Linked DNA regions of Mus musculus: region 1 is linked to region 2. A link is a loop called in an ENCODE intact Hi-C map of the cell type or tissue named here. Cell type or tissue: left cerebral cortex. All regions are shown on one strand. Links, peaks and the distances in the headings refer to the core of each region. The heading gives the core; the rest is flanking DNA.

Evidence for each region. Peaks named below come from ENCODE experiments on the same cell type or tissue, not always from the same donor. Only the 100,000 strongest peaks of a DNase experiment are listed, where the experiment ranks them.
Region 1: a loop joins it to region 2, with 2.0 times the contacts of the local background. A loop is called at or near these places in 1 of 42 quality-filtered maps.

What each region holds. Positions count from the first base shown.
Region 1 is chr14:65,341,519-65,345,908 of GRCm38, forward strand. No RefSeq gene overlaps it. Among named protein-coding and RNA genes, the nearest start is that of Zfp395, 15 kb to the right of the region's middle. In left cerebral cortex, for the core only: a CTCF peak has its summit at 2,474; DNase peaks (open chromatin) are centred at 1,878, 2,361 and 4,152; H3K4me3 peaks cover 1,526 bases; H3K27ac peaks cover 2,565 bases.
Region 2 is chr14:65,257,344-65,261,733 of GRCm38, forward strand. The region is part of intron 1 of Fzd3 (frizzled class receptor 3); the gene reads right to left. Among named protein-coding and RNA genes, the nearest start is that of Fzd3, 2.9 kb to the right of the region's middle. In left cerebral cortex, for the core only: no CTCF peak of the experiment used is centred there; DNase peaks (open chromatin) are centred at 2,470 and 4,049; H3K4me3 peaks cover 772 bases; H3K27ac peaks cover 345 bases.

The DNA of each region.
Region 1 (4,390 bases), core at 197-4,196, 84 kb after region 2:
GAGCCAGGACCACCACTCAGGTCCTCTCTTGTAGTGAGTGTCCCTGATATCTGAATGAAGTTCTCTTGGCTCTTGCAAGTCCCGTGTAGTGTGAGTGTGTGTGTGTGTGTGTGTGTGTGTGTGTGTGTGTGTGTGAGAGAGAGAGAGAGAGAGAGAGAGAGAGAGAGAGAGAGAGAGAGATTGAGAAAATGTATGTGTGTGTGGCCATGCGTGAGAGACCAGGACATTGGATATCCTGTTTTATGACTCTTGGCCTTATTTCCTTGAGACAGGATTTTTTTAATGTACCTGGAGCTAGGTCAGTAAGCCCCAGTGATCCTATGCCCCAACAAAGTACTGTTTTACAAGTGTTCACACAGGCAGACACTGGGATTTGAACTCAGTGCTCATGCTTGTGCACTCTTACCCACCGAACTCTCCCCAGCTCCAGCTCCCACCCTTTGTACTATTTTCCCTTCCAACTCCTGCATGATGGCCCTAACAGTCAGCTGGGAAGCAGAAACTTGGTTCTAAGTCTCACTGGCTGTATACCCCAGGTAATACCTCTCTTGGCTTCCTATAATTCTGGAGTTGCATAAGGAAGCAAAAATTCCTTTAAATATGTTTAAGATTTATCTCTGTTCTATGTGTACGTGTGAGAGACTGCATGGGTGTATGGGTACAGAGAAATTCTGCCTCATAAAATAAAAAAAGAAGGAAAGAAGGAAGGAAGGAAGGAAGGAAGGGAGGAAGGGAGGAAGGGAGGAAGGGAGGAAGGGAGGAAGGGAGGGAGGGAAGAAGGAAGGGAGATAAAGTTATGGGCCCAGAGGGTAATGTATATAAGTTTTCATTTAACACACATTGAAACATTTGTTAACCACCAGTACCCACAGGATGGAGTTGAGGCTAATAGAGAGACCTGATAAAGGAGAGAGAGCAAAAAGGCTCCATCTGAAGAAACTTGAGCACACTATCACTTGTGTAATTTATGGAATGAGGGGTCAGAATAAAAGACCAGGGTCTTGTAGTGTCTCCCTGTCCTGTCTGGGTCTATGGCCAGCTTCTTTCTCAGACTCCCATCTTCGTCCTGTTCCAGACCCCACCATCCACACCTCTTTCCTTGGCACCACAGATCGTTCACTGCACATTCCTTCCACTTAGAAACGTGTTCGGTGCTGGATCAGGTAGTTCAAGTCTGTAAGCTCAGCTGTTTGGGAAAGAGAGTCACAAGTTCTCAAACTAATCTGTACAAAGAAGAATGGGGGTGTAGCTCAGTGGTGGACGGCTACAATAACAGGAACAAGGTCTGGGTTGAATCCCACAAGATTTCAAGGGTTACTAGCCATAAGATGCATTTGCCTTAGCCTGTAAAGAGATCCCCTGTTTGTTCCTCCATCCTTCCCCCCAAAAAACCTTGACTTCAGGCCCCTAAAGCCTTGTCAGGCTGCTGCAGGTACTAGCAGGGAGCACGTTAAAAAGACAACAGTGTGTGACCAGTCCTGAGTGATTTTTTTTTTTTTTTATTAGCTTGGATGCCAATCCCTATTCTGAACACCTTATCTACTGGTGTTACTCTGTGCATCATCTCTGTTAGGTAGTTACTGTCGCTCCTCCTCCGGGTTATAAGTTATCTCTGGAATCCAGCAAAGATTTGCCTAAGATAACAAGTAGGTGAAGAAAGGGGCTGCGGAATTCTGGCCTGAACAATCCTTCCTCTTGTCACAGGCACAAGAAAGTACTGCTGGGAAGGCCTCCCACCTCTCTTTGCCAGCTATGCCTAGCTCCATTATAGCAGTTGTGCTGTCCCCGGATGAGGCGGGGGCTGAGACTGGGCTGCAGGTTTGGAGTGGTCAGTCATTTGACACTGACCAGTAAGAGACCAGACAGAAGCAACAGGAGGTGGAGTCTGACAGTGGATCTCTTCAGTCCTGAACCTCAAGTTCGCTCACCTTCTAGGAAAGGGCGACCAGCGCCACCCTGACCGCGCAGGGGTGCGCGTTTACGCCGCCGGAATGTATACGTTTAAGGACCGAAAGGCCGATTCTGGGGCTCAGGCAGCGACTTTAAGAGGTTCAGCCGAGCAGAGGCTATAGGGAAGATGGAGCAAAGCGCGTTGCGCCTGCAGAAACAGAAGCGGCATACACGCCGCCACGAAGCCCAGCCCGGCTCGCGGGCTGGAGCAGAGCCAGGCCGCGCAGGCCTCGGGGCGGGGCGGGACGGGATCTGGCCACGCCCCCAGCTTATTTTTCTCTCCGGCCCATAGCGCGAGTCACGTGGGCGGGGCCGCGTGGGCGGGGCGGTCCCTTGGGAGGAGGCTGGCTGAAGGCTCCGGGCCTCTAGCGCTCCGGGACCCGGCGAGAGAAGGAACGGAGGGGTGGGAGTGGAAGAAGGCATGCGGGCGGGGCCTGTCGTGGGGGCGGGGCCTGTTGCTAGGGCTGGCGCAGGAAACTGGGCTCAGGGGCCCGGCTTACTGGCTGCGGGCTCCGGCTGCTTGTTTACTCCTGGCGGGGGAGCAGTAACCCGGTGTTGGCGGAGGGGGGTGGGAGAGCAAGCGCGAAAACGTGGCCCGGAGTTCCAAGCTGAGGGAGCGGAACGGGCTGGGGGCCGGGGCTGCGGTGGGCCTGGATAGGAGCTGGATGATCCGGCGCAGCGCAGTCTTCAAACAAGTTCCTAGTGGCTGCACAGCTCCTCCTGGCCTTTGCGCCTTCCACCCTGCACACACAGTACTGTGGTTGGTGAAGGGTTGCATGCACATCGTTTTTTTAGGCCCTGAATTTCTTGGATCCTTTAGGATAGGACTATGGAGCGGTGTTTCTAGTGTTGCTGCTCGAAGAGGTGGACGCCTGCTGCGTGCTTGTTCCTGAGTGGGTCTCTGCCACTTTTTTTTTTTTTTCCAGGAACTGATTCATTTGCTGGTCCTCACGTAGTTCACATGCTTGCATCTGGCCACAATACACACAAATAAGCCCTTTGGGGGTTGTTCTAGGCAATTCAATAGCTTGTGCTTGGTTTTTCTAACTAGGATGAGCCAGAGGGCTGCTCACACAACCTAATGTGCTCCACAAATGAACTCGCAAAAATTAGCGAACACCGGGCAATACCTTCCTCAAATGAGTTTCCATTCATCTGAAAAATACAAAGCACGGAGAAACTGTAGCTGTACGTGGTATTTGCTACTGTATCCATTACCACTACCTAACCGGTTTATATCTGAGGACTTGAAGCACACCACATAAAGACTCTAGTCAGTCAGAAGTCACAAACATAGAGAAGGAAGGGAACAGGAGGCTTTTGAATTACCCCACCCCCCAAAGCGCTGACCCTATTGTGTGAGGACGTGTGATTTTCTGTCATTAGTGTCTCTAATTTGGAACATCAGTCCTCTATTCCCTGGTGTTAGTTATTAAAGATGTATTATTATCTTAGATTGTGTGTGTGCTTGCATGTGGGTATATGTGAGTGAGTGCAGGTTCCCAAATGACCAGAGGTGCTGCATCTCCCGAAGCTGGAGTTCCAGGCTGTGGTGCACTGCCCAGTGTGGGGAACTGACCTCCAGTCCTCTGGAACAGCAGCAGCCCTCTTAACTCCTCTGCCAGCTCTCCCTGTGGTTTCATTTGGCTTCACCATCCTAGAATCCTACCCTTTCTGGGATCAGTGGTCTAGTGGGTGGGGCTTTTTATCACCGCAGTCAATTACAAGTCGTCTCCCCCAACCCCCATGACAAACAAGGAGGTAGTTGGGAGAGAAAAGGCTGTTTTCTGCTAGAGTTGCTAAGTTGAAATGTCAGAGTTGTGAGTTGCCAACAAACTGTGTTCCCTAATATATGAAGGAAGTCCTTTCAGGGGAAGGGAGGCTCTTTTGAGGTAGGAAAAATAAATGAAACTACTAAGATAAACGGACATGAGAAATTTAGAGACTAAATCATTACAAATAGGTTTAAACTTGGGCTCTCCAGAGCTGGGAATGGGTCTAGTTCCATATTAGAGCTCTTGACCAGTGTGCAATATGGCCTGAAGTGTTTCTAGATTTCTCAGTTAAGCAGACAAGTCTGCTCTTTTTTTTGCTTAAGCTAGCATAAACCGAGTTCCTCTTACTTATCTCTAAAAAGAAGTCTGACTAATAAGTTTGGCACGGAGTTTATTTTTCCCTCCTAGAATAATGGAAGTTGGGTGCTGGCCACAACTATCACTTCTTAAGTGTTCTACTTCCCGTAATGAGTCATGCCAAGTGTGTGTGTCCCATGGATGTGGGTTAGACAGCAAGCCCAATTCTTCAGGAAGTATCACTGCAATTGCAAACAGGACACACTTCAACCAGCACAAAAGGAGGGTTAGACAGATAACACTTAACCTCGGGAGACTGTAATTGTCTGAATCGTGAATAAAATATAGACGGAGATTTTAGCTTTTAT
Region 2 (4,390 bases), core at 140-4,139:
CCACATTGTTTTGCTGAGATGACCAAGTCACTTACCAAGGGCCAGCTAGGCTGTCTGGTGAGCCAGTCTCAACAATCCACCTGTCTCTGAAGCTGGAATTAGACACATGCACCTTCTACACAGGGCATCTTTTTTATGTATGTACCATGGATCAGGCTCATTTGTGTATTTAGTGAGTAACCATCACTAGAGTCCCTGAAACATCTGGTTCTAATCAGAATCAGGAGAAGGTGCCATTTTTTCCTCAAGGTAGGCTCATCCATGGAAAAGCTCTAATCTAAAGATGAGTGAAATGTTGAAAGGCTGTCTTCTCAGGCTGGCTAAGAAAGCCAGATCCAAACAACTTAGGTGGAAAAGCAAGAAACAGGTAATTCTGACTCAAAAAGATAAAATATAGCAACCCATTAAATAAAATAAAGGTTAAGGTTGTTGGAGGCAATATTTTATTATACTTTTTTTTTTCTTTTTTGGCAAGAATCTGTAGGATTCCAACAGAATAAAGAAGCCCATTGAGCTAACAGAAGGAGTAGGCAGTTCTGGGCACCAGAGTCCAAGAAAAAAATGAATGCTATGACAGTTCATGCTCTGTGAGTTAAGAGGCACTTTCACCTCTCCACAGCACAATATCAAATATTTGGAAAATCGATTGTTAGTGCTTGGTAACATTCTTGATTGGGGCTAGAGACACAGCTTGACGTTAAAGTGCTTTCCTAGAGTGTGTGTGAAGCCATGGTTTGAGTTCCTATACTAGGTGGGGCATGGGAAATACTAGAAATGTATACGTTTTTAGTTTTATGAATGTAGATCATCGGGAATCTGGTATTTTCCAATTATTGTCCATTTTGATGAGAAAAAGGTCTTTAAAATTAATGAACTGATCACATGATCTGAAGGACAGCAAGAAAAAGATGAATGAAATGTTGAAGGGCTGTTTTCCCAGGCTGGCTAACAAAGCCAGAACCAAACAACTCAGGTGGAAAAGCAAGCGGATACCAGATGCAGCCACGGAAAACGTGTGCACAAGGGGCACACACTTTTCAAGAAAAATGGCAACAAAAGACTGTGCTCATAAACGCTTCTGCATCACTTTCTCCACAGACAGGGTCTATCTCACTATTCTTAGTTTACATTTAATTTTGACACCCTGTAAATACAGCCAGTTCAGAAATTTCATCTGTAAGTTGTAATGCTAGATACACTAGCTACAGCATGGAAAGCCAGGATGTTCCCATCTTTCAGACACATTTTTCAAGAATGCATTGCAAAGGATTAGCAATGGGTTGCTTTAAGTCAGTCCCTCTGAAGGAAACCTATTCCTACTACCTTCTCCAGTATCACTTCCCTTTTCCTAAAGCCTACTCAGAATTTGGCCTGTTACTTTCCATTTCTTACGGGGGGTTATATGTGTGTCCTGCACGTGCCAGGTGTCTTCCTCTAGTGCCTTACAATTTTTTTTTTTTTGAGACAAGGTTTTTCACTGAAACTGGGCTCACCAACTGGATAGATTAGAAGAGCTTCAAGCCCCCAGGATCTTTTTGTTTCCATTCTGGCCAACACTGGGTTACAAGCACCCACTGCCACACAGGGCTTTTTACATGACTATGGAGGTCCTCATTCACACACAGCAAACACGTTATCAATGAAGCCACCTCCTCAGACCTCTGTATCATACAGTTAAAGAAAAAAGATTCATCCTCACAAAACTGCCTCTTAGCTATTGCCAAAAAGAAAGTTCATATAACATCATATTGAATTCATAGAATCTATATTTGTATTAATATCAGAGTAACTCTTTTCTAATCTCTCTCTTTTTTTTTCTTTTTTTGCCTGAAGCAAGGAGTCAGCCACCATCTCTTACAGCTAAGGTTATCTATCACCTGACTCCTGAGCCTCCTGCCTCTCTCTCAAGTGCTACAATTACAGGGATGTGCCTTAGTGCCCATCATCTTTCTAACTTTTAAATTTCATTTTGCCATCTACTAATTACAATCATCTAATCTTCCATTGTGCTGAAAGGTATTGCTTAAAGAAACAGTACTTCTAGATTCAGAATTTAAAGCAAATGATAGGCACCAAATTTCAAACTAGTAAGCTCTGAAACTAAGACAAGCAAACAATCTTTCAAAATTAATCTGTAAATAAAACTCAAAATTCAAAGATAGATTCTGTACGCTTGGTTGGTTTTGTTTGCAGTACTAGGGACTGGACTCAGTCTTGTGGGTGCCAGGTAAGCAGTCTACCACCTTGGTCTGTATCCCCAGTCCTAAAGTTGAATAGAGGCTGGCAAAAAGGATGGCAAAAAGGATAAAATAAATAAAGGTGGTCCAAGAACTCTGAGCTTTTGTGAGGAAATAGCAAGTGCTCGTGTTTTTCCCTTAGCAAAACCATATGCTTTGTGTGCTTTCAGTAAAGTACTGTTTTGGTGAGACATAATGAGGGGGAGACTGGAATGTATTAAGCTCACTCCCTGAGTTGTAGTCTTCAAAAGCTTCATTTATAGTGCATTCCCTGGATGCACTGAAGCTAGTGGTTCCCAGAATGATAAACTAGAAATTGGAGAGGGAGACCATTTCTGAAACAGCAGCTAAACGTCTCTTCGAGCCAATGAAGAGTTGTTATTCCCAGCCTTACAAGTACCACCACTGAAAACTCCTTTTCTTTCCTCAGAACCTTACTGTATCTCTCTGCACAGATCTCTACTGAATGAAGATAATGATGTGCTAAGAACTGCTACCTACCACCTGCCTCCTAAGAACAATCAATATACCAAGATGCTCAGAAGGCTTTGGGTTTTTTTGGTTTTGGGTTTTTTTTATTTGAGAAGAGGTTTCTCTATGCAGTCCTGGGTGTCCTGGAACTGGCTATGTAAACCAAGCCAGCCTTGAATTCACAGAGATTCTCCTTTAAGTGATGGGATAAAAGGTGTGTGCCACCACACCTGATTTCATGCTCAGTTTTACATACAAAATCATTGTAGAGTGTTAGTAACAAACTAATATAAAACATAAGTGGGGTAGATTCCCAGCTCCCAGAGGTCAAGCAGGGAAACACTCTTTTGTAAGCAGAACCCCCTCCTCTCTTCTTCCCACACAATAAAGGTTTCATGCTGTATTATACAAAGACTTACACTGTATTATACACATCACTATTAAATTCCTCTCAACCCTTTCTACTTCAAATATCTCAAGCATGGAATTAAAACAAAACAAAACAAATTAAAACAAAACAAAACAAAACAACCATCCACTTGAAGACCCAAAACAGAAAATAAAGTTCATAGAAATCTGGGGGGAAACGGACGAGAAGGCCACAGTCACTTTCTCTTCTATTAATGGACCCTTACTAGCCTTTTAAGAGATGAGAGGCACATTATCACTAGACAAAAGGAAAAAAAAACAGGAAAGATGAAAGAGAATTCTAGACTTTATTTAAAAATATGCCTATTTTGCTAACAGTTTCAAAGCATTTGGGGGCAGACAGATCAACACTACCCACTGTTTTACTAAGTCTAGGGAAGAGCTGCAACCGGGTTATAGTTTATCTCGGTTTTATCCTTCCAAATATTTACACTCCTTTCCCTGGCTCCTTAACCCTGAATCTTTTTACCTTTATGCTGTGGTTCAAGAAAATGTGTTGTTTCGGGGGTGGAGGGGGGACGACGACGACGACACTGATTTGTTTAAAGGTAGAGAGAGAATGTAAGGTCTTATCGCCTCCTTTCTTTTTGAGAAAGTGGTCCACTACACAGCCTATTCTGGCCTGTAACTTTCGGAGATTCTCTTGCTTTAGTTTCCGATTACTCAAATTACAGGCATGAGCCATTATCATGCACAACTTGAGTACCCGCTTCTTAATACACAACTAGATTTATCTAGTCCTCTTCTAGCCCATTATGCCCAGTAGACCACCGAGGACCAAAGCAGGCTGAGAAGGGAGGTGGCATCCTTAAGCCCAGCTGGTCTTTGTTTCCCTGCTCTCATGTACTGGTTTTGCAAAGCAACCCAATTCCCATCAACAAACATTCTGGATGTACTGAAGGACTTTCCCACCGTGAGATTTAAGCTGGTGCGTCTGTTCGGCAGTCTGAGAAATTCAGAAGGGAGCTAAAAATTGTGATTCTATCATTGGGCGAAAACCCAGACCTCTCGAGACGTTTTTCAACTTTAAGTCTCTTCTGCCTAATTAATGGCATGTGCTTTTGTTCTTTTTCTACCCACAAGAGGGAAAGAATAGGAAAAGGGAGGAGAAAAGAAAAATGAAAAAGCCCTCTCCTCTTCCCTTGAGGAAGTCCCTACCTCCAAGAGTCCCAAGATGCGAAAAGCCTATGGGATGTTTACAACCTTAACGTTACCCGCATCTCAGTGCCTTTATTCCAGAGGCTAGGAATTCA